2 separate regions of the Mus musculus genome follow, and region 1 is linked to region 2. Evidence: chromatin loops called from intact Hi-C (ENCODE). Cell type or tissue: gastrocnemius. All regions are shown on one strand. Links, peaks and the distances in the headings refer to the core of each region. The heading gives the core; the rest is flanking DNA.

Region 1 (8,318 bases), core at 227-8,226, 48 kb before region 2:
TGTGCATGGTTCACATGAACACCATGTACACACACACACACACACACACACATACACACATACACACTCCTAAAAAACAAATGCCATCCTGTTACTCCAGGCTGGGGACCTGACACCAGCTCCAGGCTATGCTGAACACTGCAGTCAGCTTTCATCGGGTCTGTGGCCTGGGCTGGACAGCACCCTCACCAGACACCCAAGCCACTCACCTGCTGGTATAGCCCGTGACAGGGTTCCAACGCTGGTTCTCATAGATGTAGACACTCTTCACATCTGACTGTGTGTAAATGTTGCTGGTGCTACTGGCCAGGCCTAGGCGTGAGGGGACAAGAGGCTGCTGGCACCCAGGCCATATTAGCGCCGTGGCTGCCAGGGACTTGGCCTTTCTGCCTGAAGAATCTTGGCCCAATGGAAAACACACTGGGAGGGCAGACCAGAGCCAGGGCAGCTGAGATGGGTTATTTGATCTTAGAGGGACCAGCTTTGCTTAGGTGTCTCTACTCTCTGTGTTCCTTAGCTTCTCTGGGGCTGCATGGCTTCCATGGGAGCAATCTGCCGCAGGGTGTCACTGCATGCCCCAGACTGGCCTCAAACGCACAGAGATCTGCCGGCTCCTGCTTCCCAAGTGAATGAAGGCAGGCTACCCCACCAGCCCCCCTCTGTTCTGACTGAGGCCTCGTCTTTGCCCTGCTGTCTTCTCTCTCATACCCAGCAGGTGCCTGCCTGGCTCACCTTATTAGCAAAGCTACCTCGGCCCACACATATAACCTCTGAGAGCCTGAAAGTCCTCGAAGGCAGGACAAAGACCAGAAGTGGTTCCTGCCACAAGGTCAGGGAAGCTCTTGGCCTGTGAGACTGTAGATTCCTGTGGTCTTAGTGAACCACAGTTCTCCAGGGTCAGATGCAGCCCCACCCTAAGGTACTGTATTAGGACTGTGGCACAGAACAGTCTATCTCAAAGTCTGCTTTTGTCTCTACTTTCCACCCTAAACTTGGGGATCCCTATAGTTGGGGGTGATTTGCTCTCCCTAAAGACTCTGGGATTTGGCGCAGTTGGGAAACAGGGGTTCTAGAGCTACCTGATGCACCCTGTGGCTTCATCTATGAAGTGAGGTGCTGAACACACTAGAGGACCCTGAGAGCTGCTGTTCCCGAACCTTCAGCTTCCTCCGTTCTGCTGCTGGGATCCCAGAGGGCATTTCAGAGGCTAGGCCTATTCTCTGGGTTCTTGAGCCCCGTGAATTGGCCTGAGACTGCCCTCTGTGGAGGCTGGCAGTGGTGAAGGTCACCTGTCAGCCAGCTGTTAAGTGTCCGCGCTGGGACAGCAGCGCTGGGAAGGGTAGCCAGGTGGGGATTAGGGGAGCTCATGCCCAGAAGGTTCTGGGAGTTAATCTGGCCAGGCTCAGGTGCTCAGAGCCACCCTCACCTTGGAAGCAACCGCCGCCATAGCCGCCCGTGTACACCCAGGCCGTGTGATCATAGCCAATGCCCCATACCACGCCTCGGCTGTTGGCCTCTATGATCCGCAAGTGGCCTCCCATCTGTCGCCAGAACCTGCAGGGGTGATTAAAAGCCCCTTAGCCCCATTGTTCCACCAGTCACCCACCCTGGAGTTAGACCTCACGTGGTCAAATACTACAAGTCTGAGCCCTCCAGGCCGAAGAACAGACAACCCACTTGGCTCCTGTTTGAGTCAACCAGTTCTGGAGAGGACGTGATACAAGAGGTAGGGTGTCCCTGAGAGCTTGTTCCCCTCGCCCCCCCTGGGCCACACTGACCATGGGGCAAGACAAGAGTCTAACCCACAATGGTCCCCTCTCAGAGCTGGGAAGTGGAGTCGGGATTAGTCAGTGTGCTAGGTGCAGCCAGGCTTAAAGGTCAGAGCACACAGCAAGGAACGTGCTGTTTAATCCTCTGCGCGAGGGACAGAGGGACAGCGTAGCCAGCTGGCTCCCAAGCCATCCCAGGGAGGCTACCCAGGGACAGCCACCTCCTACGCAGGAGACCAGGTTGGTTTTCTGTAGGCTCTGCCTCGGCCACCAGGAGGTGAGAGTGCGCATACTTCAGTCTATGATTCTGGGCTGACTGTGGTCACCTAGAAGTCAGAGTTCCTACCTGTCCCTTTAGAATTTCTTGTATCATATCTCACGGATCCCAGGCTGTCCTCAAACTCACTCAGTTTATGGGGTGCTGGGGGATGAACCCAACGTTCCTAACAGATTAGGCAAACACTCTTATTCTTATTTTTTTTTTTCCTGAGACAGGGTTTCTCTGTGTAGCCCTGGCTGTACTGGAACTCACTCTGTAGACCAGGCTGGCCTCAAACTCAGAAATCCGCCTGCCTCTGCCTCCCGAGTGCTGGGATTAAAGGCGTGCGCCACCACTGCCCAGTTAGGCAAACACTCATAACAACAGAACTACTCCCCTTGCACCATGGTTTTAAATGCCCCAACAGAGGAACTCTGGCTCCAGGATCCCCAATATCCGAAGGCAATGGGTGCCCATCCCCCCTCCCATGAGCTTGTCACTACTCCACTCCAGAGACTTTCACCCTTAAGACACACACCAAGCTCCTCCCTCTCCTCTCTGCTTCCAGGGCCCCCATACTGCAGGGTCTCAGCAGAGCCCCTGGGTTCAGATAAAGGAGATGTGGTTTCTCTGATCTGGCCCTTGAAGCCACTTGGGGCTGGGACTAGATCCCATTAACCACTCCAAGTACTCTAGCGACTCCAAAGCTCCTTGGTGGGTACCACTGATCTCCAAGCCCAGCCTCAAACAGGCCCAGTGGGTTTTGGTGTCCAGAAAAGCATCTAACCACCTTTCTGGCTAGTCAGTGAGAAGCTGTGGAGTGTGGGTTCAGGTCCCACTAGGGGACCCCTTTTCAGGAACACAAGCTCTGGGGTCTGGGCTGTGTGGAGAGGAGGGATAGGGTACCAGGTCCATTTAGGGCACAGAGGCCCACTCACATCTGGTCGCAGGGCAGCAGGCGCTCACGGGCTTCCAGGTCTGGGCTGGGCTCGCTCACAAAGATGTCACCCTTGCAAGTGACAGACCAGATGGCCTGCGGGGATGGGCGTCCATGGACCTTCCGGCTCTCGCAGCAGGACAGGCTAAGCAGGGCGAGCTGGCATGGGTACAGAGCCGGTCAATGCTGGGCAGAATGAGGCCTGGGTGCAGGTCTCTTCTCGCTAAGCCCATGAGGACCCCCGATCACTCACCCAGTCATTCATGTCTTGCTCTGTGGCGGCAGCCAGGCGTACGGGCCACCTCTGTCTCGTCCTCTCGGGGGTGTAGAGGGCAAAGGAGTGCTTGGCCTCATTAAGCACAGGGACCAGCACGGTCACCTCATTCAGGAACACGTGTAGGTACTGTTTGGATATGGGGTACACAGTGTGGCTGTCACCCAGGGTGAGGTACCCTGAGCTACATCTCCTCCCCAGGCCTCAGGATCCAAGGGCTGAAGCCGTACGTGATGAACAAATGCTTTGGGGCTGAAGATGAGGCTCAGCTCAGAGAGCGCTTGTCTAGCAAAGCCCGGAATTCAATCCCCAGCCCCAGGCCGCATGCAGCCAGGCACAGCATGGTGGTGCATGAGAGCCTGTCTCCCACCTGCCCTTCCTAAAAATAAAACACCGCTTTTGGGAGTTGAATGCCTGGCACACATCAACAAGTGAGACTGGGATTCATGTTCTAGCCTCCTCTCAAAGGCCAAGAGTGACTCAAACATGTGACCCCGTGGAGGCCAGCTTGGTCTACAGAGTGAGTTCCAGGACAGCCAGAGCTACACAGAGACACTCGGTCTCAGGAAAACAAAACAAAGCAAAGCAAAACAAAACAAACAACCCCCACCCCCAAATAAATCAAAACTCAAACCAACCAAACAAACAAAAAACTGTGACTCAGCATCTGGACCACTGATGTAGGAAGACATGAGTTCAGGGCCATCCTAGGCTACATGGTGAGTCCCAAACCAGGTTAGTTAACTTAGTGAGGCTCTGTCTCAAAATAAAAAAGGACTAGGAAAATACACAGTGGTATTTAGATTTTTTTTTTTTAAAGGAAGCTACTCTCAGAGGGGTGTGGTCTGGCTGGCATGTCCCCAGCACAGGCACACACACGCGCGCCCAAAAGGTCTACTCTGGGAAACAGTCCCCTGATGACCCTCCTCCCCTGACAAGTGCCTCCCGCCCCGTACCTTCTTCTCCTCATGGACCACATAATAGATGAAGAGGATGCTGTCTCGAGCCCCGTCGTGCCCTGTGAACTGCTCCAGGGCCACACGGACGTCCACCCACTTGTGGGGCTTCCAGTCACACCACCACTGCAGGGCCCCCGTCTTCACCCACACTGACTGTGGCACGGTCAACCAAGGACAACCAAGGACAGAGGGGAAAGGTCACAGGCAGCTCTTTCCCGGAGCCCAAGAGCCATTCTAGCCCTTGGCCTGTGTCCCTCCTTTGCTCTGCGTTCCCGGTTCTCCATCCTCCCGGCTTCCCAGCTTCCATTACTGATGTCAGTGCTGCAACAGGACACTAGGTGGCGCCAGAGATGTAGCTGTATTACCAATTTCTCGGGGTATCCATGTCCTGGATAGGGAAACTGAGGCTCAAGGAAGGGGGTCACACCTGGCCCAGAGTCAGAGAGGGAGTCAAAGCTGTCTCTCAAAGTCTCGGGCTGAGTGCACCGGCCCACTTGGGACACAGGATAGGAGCTTGTGGGCCAGCCTAGGCTAAGACTTCTTTCCTGGACTGACTGTGACCTCCAAGACTGGGTGTCTACCTCCTAGAGTATGAGGCATACCATCAGGGTAGCCCTTGGAGAGAGTAGTGGCCAATGTACCGGTCTATCCTGACTAGCTTCGTCAAATATCTGAGCTGTGTGTTTAGGTTCCTGGAAGATGCCCACTTCAGGTAACCCAATCTGGAAACTCTTTCACTGAGTCTAAACCCTGTCAAGGTGACTGGCAAACGGGCCATCACAGGAGTGGAGGTGTGGGGACATAAGGTAGGCCGCTTTTGTCTTCCCCTTCCACGTGCACCTCCCTTTGAGGATTCTGGGTTCCCAGGGCCCACATGGTGTCCTGAAGATGGCAGAGTCCCAAGAAAAGCCCTCCAGGACAGAGGAGTAAGCCACCAACTTGATTCTTTAACCTTGGGACTGCCCTGGGGTCTGGAAGCCCCGCTGAGGGTGTGGGGCCAGGGCTGGCATACGGCAGTGCGATCACTTAACGGGGCAGGAGCCAGCTGAAATGCTGAGTGCCCGTGACCCTAGCACTCGGGAGGATGAAGCAGCTGGATGACCAACATGAGGCTAACCTGGGCAACAGTGAGTTCAAGGCTAGCATGCGGGCGGGGAAATAAAGAAAACATTCCAAACAAACAAACAAGCGGGCCTACCTGCTCCACGGCCTGCTCGTAGTGCCTGAAGCTCTCCAGCTCCCGCTTGGTCCTTTCTGTGAGTTGCTGGAAGATCTGCTTCCTCCAGGCAGCCGTCTGGGCAGGGGTGATGGACAGGGACAGCGTCTGCACTGAAGGGGACAGGCCTGCAAGAGGCCAGAGCCTTAGGCCGGGTGCCATCCTGCCTGCAGCTGGTGCGGCTCCCCACACCCCGATCCCTGTGATGGCCCGTCTGACAGTCACCTTGACAGGGTCTAGACCCGGTGGCTTAACTAGACTGGCTTAACTGAGGTGGGCGGCCCCGTGCCACGAGCTAGGACTCTAGCCTGAATAAGGAGAATGTGAGGTACACCAGCCTTCACCGCAGCTTGACTGTGGATGCGCCCCTCCATGATGGGCAGGATCCTGGACCTAAGCCAACAGGAGCCCTCCATCCTAAACATTTCTCCACAGTTATTTTGTCCCAGCAGTGAGACAGGAACTGCAACAATCTCCAAATCAGCCTGGTTTTTCCTTCTTCCTTCCTTTCTTTTCTTTCTTTCTTCCTTCCTTTCTTCCTTCCTTCCTTCCTTCCTTCCTTCCTTCCTTCCCTCCCTCCCTCCCTTCCCTTCCCTTCCTTCCTTCCTTCCTTCCTTCCTTCCTTCCTTCCTTCCTTCCCTTCCTTCCTTCCCTTCCCTTCCCTTCCCTTCCCTTCCTTCCTTCCTTCCCTTCCCTTCCCTTTCCTTCCTTCCTTCCTTCCTTCCTTCCTTCCTTCCTTCCTTCCTTCCCTTTGTATATGTGTGGACGGACCATGGGAAATCTCAGTCGTTTTGTGTCTCAACCTTTTTTTGTTTGTTTGTTTGTTTTTTGTTGTTGGTGGTGGTTTTTTTTTTTTTTTTTTGAGACAGGATCTCTTGCTAGGCCCAATAGCTCGAAATTTTAGCTGCCTGGCCAGCGAGCCCCCGGCACTGAGGTTAAAGGTATATATTACCATACCCCACTTTTGTGAGGGTTCTGGGCATTTGAACTCAGGTCCTCATGCTTTCAAGGCAAGCGCTTTACCCACGGAGACATCTCTCTGGTCCCAGCCTACGTGTTCTTGCTAGAAGGTTGCAACCTCAAACTGTTCCGTGAACCTTCCTCCCTGAGCCAAAGGCTGGCCCAAGGTCTTAGTAAGGGTTGTTGGGCATCACAGAGTCTTGAGGCAGGGGGTAAGCCAGCTGCTCACCTATCCACCACGCACCCAGACAGCCACGGGGACACTTCCGATCCACCAGCACCCTTACCTGACTGGATGGTGAACCACTTAAGTGTAGAGCCCGCCTCCACTGCACATGCGCCTCCAGACACCCAGGCCCACAGAGGATGATCATCTGCCCCGTACGGCTCCTCCATGCCCATCGGGAAGAGCCCCAGGGAGGAGAGGCCCGCCGTCTCGGGAAAGCCAGCAGCTGGCTGGTTAGACACCTTCTTGGGCTCCTTTAGGTCAATGTTGGTCCAGGGCAGCTCAGCTGGCGTGGAGGCAGGGCCGCGGCATTCATCAGAACGAGAGGTCTCAGGAGCCTTTTCTTTGCCTTCAGTCAGGCAGGCGTTCTCCGTGGAGTGATCAGTGTTCCCGCTGGTCTCGTGGCCCTTGGACAAGCTCCCTTTAAGGTTTGTGGAATTGTCCAAAGCTTCTTTGGGGAGAGGCTGTTCGGGGCCCTGTCTCTCAACTTCCAAGGAGGCATCGGTATCACTGGGTGCCGACTCTGTACCACTGCCCCTCACCTCGTCGCCGAAGAAGCAGCCAGCACTGGGGACAAAATAAGACAAACTTTCACTTACTCGTGGAAGATGTGTTTGGCCACTGTGACTAACTGTGTGAACTCAGGCATGTCACAAGCTCACTGAACTCTAGTCTATTATTGCACCTGTACAACACACACGGGCTCTGCTTCTCGGGGGCTGAAAGACCCCTTCACATCCCAAACCGAAGGGCAGAGGTGTGTGTATTTGTTGTTTTTAGATGGGCTGGGGATGTAGCTCAATTGTAAAGTGGTTGCCCCGAATGGATGAAGCCCCGAGTTTGAGTCTCAGCACCCCATAAAACTGGGAATGACTGTGCATGCCTGTCACCTCAGTGTGGAGGAGGTAGAGGCGGGAGTTTGAGGCCATCCTCCGGTACAAACACAGGCTATATTCTTTGTTGCTTGGGACTCACCCTGTAGCCCAGGCTACCCTTGAATTTATAGCAATCCCAAGTGCCAGGACTGCAGGCATGTATCACTACATTCAACTGAAGCACTTTTCTGGTTTGTTTTTGAGACAGTGTCTCATGTATCCCAGGGTCTCAAGCTCATTATATAACCACAGACGACCTTAAACTCCTGACCCTCCTGCCTCTGTCTTCCAAATGCTGGGGTTCCAGGTGTGCACCACCATAGCCAGTCATGTGGAGTTGAGGATGGACCCCAGAACTTCATGCTGGAACTTCTTTGGTCAGAGGTAGTACCCTCAATACATGGACCAACAAACAGGCCTGCCTTCAATTTCCGGTCTTGACTTCCCTAAATGATGGACTCCAGCCTTCAGGATGAAATAATCCTTTCCTCCTCCAAATTGCTTCTGGTAAGAGTGCTCTCACCACAGCTCTCGACGGAGGTAATAATGTCTGTAGACCGCCTAGCTACAGAAGCTTCTGTGGGGACAAAGTCTCCCTGTGCAGCCCAACCTGGTCTGGAACCCACAACCCTCTGAAAAAGACTAATTTTCTGCAGGTCATTGGCACACATCCCACGAGGCCACACAGTCCGTCCCACCCAACTCCTCCATGCCCTGCTGCCTTGTGTCACCTGAGGAGACTGGACGAGCTGCCAGAGTGTGACCGGTCACTTTCTCGGCCCACGACAATGGCCTTCCATGTCTTCCCGCTGAGCTCGCTGGGAGTCACACCCTGCCGGAAGT
Region 2 (8,318 bases), core at 110-8,109:
CTTTGAGATGTAACTTGAGAGTAACCAAGATGATAATTATGGCTAAAGCTAAGACACTTGAGTCTCTCCCTTAAGTGGCATTAGTTAGGGTCTGTTGCTGAGGTAGAACACCGTGACCGAGGAAGGCAACTCAATATGCTTATGGCTCCAGGAGAGCTAAGAGGGTCTCATTGTGCTGGGGGAGTGTGGCAGCAGGCGGCACGCATGGCAGCTGGAGCAAGAAGCTGCGAGTTCACGTCCTTAGTGGCAAGCATGAAGCAGAGAGAGCAAACTGGACAAGGCCTTTTAACCCCAATGCCCGCCCCTATGACGCCCTTCCTTTGGGAAGGCTGCTCGGCCTACATCTCCCAGCGCCTCAGCCTTCTCTTTCTCCAGTATGTATCTACGTTAACTTTCCTGTTGCTGTGAAGAGACACTGACAGGACTTATAGAAGAATGAGTTTATGGGGAGTCTATGGTTTCAGAGATGAGTCTTTGAGCATCGTGGTGAGTAGCATGACAGTGGTCACGGTCACGAAGACAGGGCCTTCAGCAGCAGCTGAGAGCTGACATCTGATCAACAAGGACAAGCCAGAGAGAGCTTTGAGGGAAACCTCAAAGCCCACTTCCCGTGGCGCACCTCCAACCAGGCACTGGGGACCATGGACCCAAGCATACGGGGACCACTCTCCCCCAAACCACAATGCCTTAGAATGGGGTTTCCTGGGAAACTCCAATTCCTTAAGGTCCACTGTTTCATCAGCCTGGAAAGGGGCAGACGGAACATTTAGGACTCCATGGTCACACTCTAACTCTTCCTCTTATCTGCATCTGCTCAAACCCCAATTCCGGGGGAATCCCAGAACCATCTATTTCTTAGACTTCCTCTTCTGGGCTCAGACTCAGAGGCTGGCTTTGCTCCCAACTTCATGGAGCAATTAGCAACAGTCAAGTCGAAGCTCCAAGCTCCCGTGCTGGGGATGTAGCTCAGGGCGGAAGGCTCAGACAGGACACACCGGGTAGGAGGGAGGAGGGTGAGGGAGGAGGGTGAGGGGAAGAGGAGGGAGCAACCTCTGTCCTACCACTTTTGTGCTCCCTTTCAGTAGGTGACCAGTCCAACCCTACAGGACACTGTTCCTGCTCTGTGCAGGACCCTAGCCTTTTACCCCTCATCCACAAATAATCTGTTGTTTGTCCACCTTAAGCAAGCAAACCATCCTGAGCTGTTCCTTCCATCTCCTCATGGCCAACTGGTTCATTTTCTTACTTTGTGTGTGTGTGTATGTGGCATATGTGTGTGTGTGTATGTACATGTTTGCTCTTGCACAGGCATATGTGTGTGTGTGTGTGTCAGTGTGGCGGACAGATGCTCTCCATTTTATTATTTAAGAGACGGTCTCTGGTTAAACCTGGGTCTCATTCATTTGGCCATGCTGGCTGGCCAGTGAGCTGCAGGGATCTTTCTCGGCCTCTCCAGCACTGGGATCAGAGGTGCACACCGCCTTAGCTGGCTTTTATGTGGTTGTTAGGATACAAACACAAATCCTCGCCTTACTGACTGACCCAGAAGCACCTCCCTCCTCCTCCACCCACCCACCTGTCCACCCACCTGTCCATCCATCCACCTGTCCATCCATCCATCTTTAGACTTTTATTTTTTTTAAATGTGAATACACTGTCTCTGTCTTCAGACACACCAGAACAGGGCATTGGATCCCATTACAGATGGTTGTGAGCCACCATGTGGTTGCTGGGAATTGAACTCAGGACCTCTGGACGAACAGTCAGTGCTCTTAACCGCTGAGCCATCTCTCCAGCCCCAGATGTTTTTTTTTTTTTTTTTTTTTTTTTCTTCAGTGAGACAGACTCACCACCTGAGGTGCTGGTGAGCCACCTGAGATGAATCCACTTCTTTGCGGTGATAAGGCTTGGTGGTGCAGCCCAGGCTTCCCTGGAGAGGGGCTTCTACTTCATGCTGCTCAAGCCTTTGGGTTCTGTCACTCCAGGGGAGTCACCCCTGCTTCCTTCAAAGCCAGTCCCCATTAGCCAGGTTTGTATGCTGTTGTTGAGATGCAGTGGATCTTGCTGTTAAGCCACGGATGATCTTGAATTTATTTTTAAAGACTTATGTATGTATATGACAGTACACTGTAGCTGTCTTTAGAAGACACCTGAAGAGGGCATCAGATCTCATTACGGATGGTTGTGAGCTACCATGTGGTTGCTGGGAATTGAATTCAGGACCTCTGGAAGAGCAGCTAGTGCTCTTAACTGCTGAGCCATCTCTCCAGCCCGACCTTTCACTTTGGAGGCTTCTGTCTCCACCTCTAGAGTGCTGGGATTACAGGCTTGAGCCACCATGCCCAGTTAATGCAATGCTGGGATGGGTCCTGGGGCTTCAGGCACGCTGGGTGACTGCTCTATGAACTGAGCTACACATACAACCTCACTGGGTATCTTTTGAGGTAGAGTCTCAAAATGTTACCCAGACTGGCTCTGAACTCCTAATTCTCCTTCAGAGTGCCACCAGATGGACGGATGGACACACACACACACACACACACACACACACACAAGACCCTGGAAATACATAGGCAACAATTGGGAAGGATTCTCACTGTTCCAACATTTCTTTTTCCTTGCTTGGTTTTTGGAGACATGGTCTCATGTAGCTGAGGCTGGCCTTGAACTTGCTGTGTAGTAGTGGACCTGATTCTCTTGAATCATTTCCCAAGCACTGGGGTGAGAGTCACGTGCCGGAACCCACGGCTTCACGTGTGTTAGGTAAACTCATGCCAGGCGATACTTGGGCTAGCGGCATGGCAGTAGCTATGCAGAGACTGCATGGGCCTGTGTCAGACCATGGTCCTCTCCTAGGGAGCCACATCGCCATGCTGTACACTCAGCAAGTTTGCGGTCAGGCTGCTAAAAAAAAGTTGGAGAACCTGAAGGAAGCGCCGCAGGTGCTTAGAGTTTAGGGTTCTCCCAAGCAGGGCAGTTATTTCTAATTAGTGGCCACAGCCCCTGAAAGCGAAAATTAATCAAAAGAGGAGGAGGAGGAAGGCTCAGCAGTTGAGTAGGCTTCAGTGGGTGAGCGTACTCAGTTGTTTTCCTTCCTACACCCAAGGATGTGTGGGCAGTGATTGGGAGGGGCTCGCCTGGTCCCTCCCTGTGGGTGGTGACCCGGGTGCTGGGTTGGGCAAGGGGAGGATTTGGGCGTGGAGGGGCAACGAAGTCCATAGTTTAGGAGGTAAAGGTGAGAGGGTTAAGAGTTCCAGGCCAGCTTGGGCTACATGAGCCTAGGTCCAAAACAAACAAACAAACACAGAAAAACGGTGGAGGCGCCTGCTGCAGAATCTGTCAACCAATCTATCTCAGGACCCATATGGTGGAAAGCAGGAACCCACTCTCGAAAGTTATTTATTCTCTGGCTTCCAAATGCGTGCCCACTCATATAAACACACCCTCCCCCCAAATAATTGTAACAAACATTATTATTATTATTTTTAGAAAAAAAGCAAAAGCTAAAGGAGGCCAGGATCTTGTTGGGTCTCCGGCCGTGGCCGGGAGTCAGAACTTCTCTGGAAGTCCAAGATCCATTGTGGGGCGGGACTGAACGAGGACAACACCCCGCCAGCGGCAGCCGCTGAGGCGTCTTTAAGACGCCCTCGCCCAAACCCCGCCCACAGCCCCGCCCCGCCCCGCCCACGTGACCCCGATCTTGTGACCGGCGGGAGGGCGGGGAACCCTTGGCGCGCCCGCCCCGCCCGGCGCGCGCCTCACTGGGCCGAGCTGCCCGGGACACCGCCGTCGCCGCTACCGCCGCCATCCCCGCCGGGCCGAAGGAAGCGAGCCGGGCCGGAGCTGGCGGGCGCGCGGCCCCGGGGGCCGCGATGGACCACAAGCCCCTGTTGCAGGAGCGCCCGCCCGCCTACAACCTGGAGGCCGGCCAGGGCGACTACGCGTGCGGCCCGCACGGCTACGGGGCCATCCCCACCGCGCCCCCGCCGCCGCCCTACCCCTACCTCGTCACAGGTGGGCCCGCAGCTCTTCGGGGTCCCCGAACGGCCTCCGGGCCAAGCACCGCGCTGTCCCCGGCGCGGGCCTGCCGGGGGGGCAGCTGCTACCCGGAGCGCCCTGCCCGGCCAGGCCCTGCCCCGGTGGCCGTGAACTTAGTGTCGGAGGGTTCACACTTGGCTTCTAGAGCCCACCCGCAGGCGCGCTCAGCCCCGTTGGAGGCGGGGAGGACGGGGGCTAAGGGGGAGGGAGGGAGGAGAGGAGGAGGGCCGAGTCGCCCGGGGCTGATCAGCACTCCGCTCCCACAGGGATCCCCACCAGCCACCCCCGGGTCTATAACATCCACAGTCGAACGGTCACCCGGTATCCTGCCAACTCCATCGTCGTGGTCGGAGGCTGCCCGGTCTGCAGGTAAGTCTCTAGCCTGGGGGTGGGGGGTGGCGGCGGAGAACGCACGTGCCGGAATCTTGCAAAAGGCCAGCGGGGGTGGGATGGGGTGGGGTCACAGCCCGGCTCCTGTCTCAGAGGGAAGTCCCGCAGGGGAGGGACTGCAGTGGGAGAAGGTGGGGTCACTCACCCCTGGCTCTGAATTTACTTTATGCGGCAGAAGGATGGGTTCCCTTTTCTGTGGGGAGTTGAGTGCATTTGGGAGGCATGGCACCCGGAGTGCGTGGGACGCAGGAATGTTAACAATGGAGACTGATGGTCTTTCCTCCCTAGTACTGGAGATCCGCAGCGAATCAGGGTTTGTTTTGTTAGGTTTTTTTCCTCCAGTTTCCGCAAGTGTGTCCAGTACTAAGGAGATATTGGGACTTGAGTCCGCAGGCCAGTATGCCAAAGGACTTAGGAGATCCAAGTGGCCAGCAGAGAGCAAAGGCTGTGAGGGTGCAGAATGACGACCAGGGCTTAACAACTCCTGGCCACTAGCTGGCCCAGGAGGAAACCCCGTGCTTCTTTGTTCCGGGCTGGAGTGGTTTTGTTGTTGTGGCTGTTTTACCCTCAAACTGGAGCTGACAGAAACTTTGTGGGGACTTTATGGAAGGTGAGAGATGCAGCCAGGCTCATTCTAGGCAGGCTTTGAGGATTCGGCTTCCAAGTTGGACTTGGCCACTCACCCGGGGATGGGCCAGGTACAGCTCGTGCAGGGCAGGGTTTCAGCCTTTGTCTGGCAGGGGGAAGTTCCAAGTCTCTGAGATGGAATTAAGAAACCCTTGTTTGGACTTAGCTTTCGTTTCAAAAGTGTGTGTCAGAGGCGCAGAGTGGAGCCATAAGGAAGTTAATGATTTTGGAAACTTGCGAGTGGCCTCACAAGAGATGACTGAGGGTGGAAGACACTGGACCCTCGGTTGATCATGTGCTTGGGGGAAGAAGGCTGAAGGCCAGTTAGTTAGAGTCCTCCTTCAGGGACCCAAGTGACTTGGCTTTTGGAGCTGGTGCAGGGGAGAGGAGTGGGACTCAGCTGCTTCCTCTAGCTGTAGATGGGGTGGCTCTCTGATAGCTTGGTCTTGCTGGCCGCCTCTCTCTCTGCAAGCTTTCCACCTGAGGGCTTGAGGCACACCAAAGAGGGAGCATAGACTGGGAGGTGGTCCTAGCTTGTTGAGCCAAGGGGATTAGTATAGGGTCTCCTGTGCAGAGAGAGAGCCACTGGGAACAGAAGGGGGTTAGTTGTATGGAGGTGGGAGACTTCCTGTGTGGCCTTGAGGCTAGTCCCTGCATGGGAATTCTCAGAGCCCTGAGGATGGGACAAATATTAGCTGAACTCTCAGATTTAAGGAGAGGTCTCATAGGGGTAGGTGGCAAGCAGGCAGGAAGGTGGGGAGAGGCATAGCAGTGCAGGGGGCTCACTAGGATTTCATGTCTGCTTGTTCCAGCAACCAGATCCTGGCCCTACCACAGTCAGCTGGGTTTGTTTCTGTTTTTTTTCCTCTCCCCCAGTGGACAGGAGTGTTCCCATGAGGCTCTTCTTGGACCAGACCCCTGAACTTGGGGGTTGGGGTGTGGGGGGACGGACAGCAGGGCAGTATGGCTGCTATAGTCTGGGGCCAAGGCAGTCAAAATCCTAGACTGTGGAGTGTCCCACTGCAGTCTGGACTGCTGCTGGTGGAGAACACTTTCTCTGAGACTTTCCCTGGGAAGTGAGTTGTTTTGTAGGCTTGTGGCTTCTGCTCATGGGCTCTTCAGTCCTGTAGAATCTGGGACAAGGTCAGGCTGTGCCACTGCCCTCACAGGAAGGTCTTGGGCTCTTGTGTTGCAGCCTGTGGATGGAGGCGTCCAGTATTAAGGAACCTGGGTCCTCCGAGGACAGGTTTGAGGGTACCTGATCCTTGAAGTAGTGACCACTCTTCACCCCCCCCACCCCCCCAGGCTGTTATGCACACCTGGATCCCTGCAGGTGTGTTCACAGTGCCCTCTGCTGCTAGCCCCTGGCTTTTCAAGGCTGATCAGTACAAAAGCAGGCATGCAGGATGTTGGGGGGTGGGGGGGCTCCCTCTCCAGGAGAGCAGCACAGGAGGGGGGCCAGCTTTGCCTTTGGTTTAGGGAAAGAGTGTGTCTGTTTTTGGGGTTGGGGCAAAGGTGTTCCCCTGTAAACATCTGAGCCCTCCCCTGCCTGGTATGTTAGGTCTGAAAGAGAGGACACTTCTCATGTGACTAAGCTTTCTCCCTTCCAGATGTGGCCTGCCGGGCCCTGTCCTGTCTTTCCCTAGTGGCTTGGCAGGAATTTGTCCAAGTCACACGTCTGTGATTCCCTCTGAGTGAGACTTGGCATAAGAGGCCGGTGTCGCTTGTCACGTTGCCATTCTGTCTGAGTCGGAGTTAAGCAGCCTGACTCCGGTTCCTTTTATAGACATTTGCAAGAAGCAGTTCTCTCACCCCCAGTGGATGGGGCTTCTCTCAGGCCCCCCAGGCTTCCGTGCCCCACCTCCAGCAGTCCTGTGTCCGTGAAGGTCCTGGGTCTCTGAGGCGGGTGTGTGCATTCCAGCGGCTGTGGGTTGTCCCTAGATGCAGGGCAGGTGAGGCCGTGCCCCCGGAGGGAGCACAGGTCACCCGTGGAATGTGCATGCACAGGGTGAGTGGCATGGCTGTGAGTACAGAGCCTGCCAGGCACAGGTTCCTCGTGCACTGCCTGGGCTGTTTGTTTTTGTTACTGCGGATTTAGTTTCTTAGTTTCGGAGGTGACCAGAGAGACTAGGGAGAAAGGTGGGAGGGTGGGGTCTGGGTGCTGCACTGGGTAGCTGCTGTGAAGGCTGTTTAGGAAAGCCCCTGTGGGCCTGCTGAGGAGGGTCAGGGGAAGATGGGGCAGTGGCAGCTTTAGGCTTCGAAGAAATGGTGGGTGGGGGAAGGGCTGCTCTGCCCTGACTGTGGCTGAGGAAGGGGGTGAAGGAGCTGACCACGCCTGGCAGGAGGTGGAGGCTGGTGTCCTGGCTGTGTGCTGGTCAAGGCATGCAACCTGAGGGAAGCCCAGTTGGTCTCCCAGCTCTGGCAGTGTGGTACAAAGCTGAGGCTTGGAGCTGGAGGGCACATGCCCTTGCCCTCTTTCCCCCACTGTGAACACTTGAGGCTATGCCTGACAGTTTTGCCTTTGAGATCTGTGCCCAAGTGACAGGATATTTCGAGTTTGGTCCCTGTGAACTGCCCACATGAGAGTGGAGCTCTCTGTTCTATGGAGATGCTCTCTGGAGTGGAGAGAGACTACTGCAAGCTTTCGCTTCAGTCGGTAGCTGGTGGAGAAAGTCCCTCCATCCCTTTTCCTGGGGGATGTTGCAGGTGGCTCCCAGGCCTGGGTGGTGCCCAGAACTCTGGGGCTTGGGAGAAATACTTGAGCAGCAGGAGGGCTGGGGCCAGAACCCGGGAGCCTGATTGTGCTTGGATCCCTGCCACCTTCCCCAGCTGCGTGGCCTCAGGTGCAGCTCCTATCTCCTCCACCTGTAAGATGCGGCCAGGTTGTACCTCTGGAATGGGGTGCTGTAAGGACGCAGGAGGGGTCAGGATAGTCCTTTCTGGATGAGTACTTGGTCTTGGGACCCTCCAGGATTACATGTCTTCCTGCAGCTCAGAGCTTCCCTGTCCCCGTCCTCTGCCCTTCTGCGAACCAACCTGTCTGGTAGATGTCAGGGTCAAGGGGCCACTTGTTCATGAAGCCTCCAGTCCAGGGTTAAAGAAGTAAAGCTTTTAAAGTTAGTCACGTTCCTAATTCTCTGTACTGTTTCCTCCCTTTCCGGGTGACCTGTTCAGGGTGGGGGAGAGGCCATCCAGGTGCTGCCAGGAGGCCCATATTTGAAAGAGTTGGAACTTGTTCTGGCAAAATTGCTCTTTTCTGGAGG

The links. A loop is a pair of places that touch in the nucleus more often than their neighbours do. Peaks named below come from ENCODE experiments on the same cell type or tissue, not always from the same donor. Only the 100,000 strongest peaks of a DNase experiment are listed, where the experiment ranks them.
Region 1: a loop joins it to region 2, with 2.1 times the contacts of the local background. A loop is called at or near these places in 1 of 42 quality-filtered maps.

The regions. Positions count from the first base shown.
Region 1 is chr5:144,203,199-144,211,516 of GRCm38, forward strand. Tecpr1 (tectonin beta-propeller repeat containing 1) reads right to left here. Exons shown (of 25, transcript NM_027410.2): 9 at 8,207-8,318; 10 at 6,662-7,167; 11 at 5,397-5,542; 12 at 4,196-4,351; 13 at 3,219-3,368; 14 at 2,967-3,124; 15 at 1,427-1,554; 16 at 210-312. Among named protein-coding and RNA genes, the nearest start is that of Tecpr1, 16 kb to the right of the region's middle. In gastrocnemius, for the core only: CTCF peaks have their summits at 557, 2,053 and 4,534 (motif pointing right); DNase peaks (open chromatin) are centred at 367 and 4,546; H3K27ac peaks cover 2,026 bases.
Region 2 is chr5:144,251,506-144,259,823 of GRCm38, forward strand. Bri3 (brain protein I3) reads left to right here and starts at 3,720. Exons shown (of 3, transcript NM_018772.4): 1 at 3,720-4,014; 2 at 4,305-4,407. The coding sequence starts at 3,873. It overlaps 2900089D17Rik (a long non-coding RNA gene), which reads right to left and starts at 4,650. Exons shown (of 3, transcript XR_868683.3): 1 at 4,574-4,650. It overlaps Gm38675 (a long non-coding RNA gene), which reads left to right and starts at 6,976. Exons shown (of 2, transcript XR_868679.3): 1 at 6,976-7,063. In gastrocnemius, for the core only: CTCF peaks have their summits at 4,928 and 6,434 (motif pointing left); DNase peaks (open chromatin) are centred at 3,185, 3,740, 4,251, 4,901 and 2 more places; H3K4me3 peaks cover 5,349 bases; H3K27ac peaks cover 5,478 bases.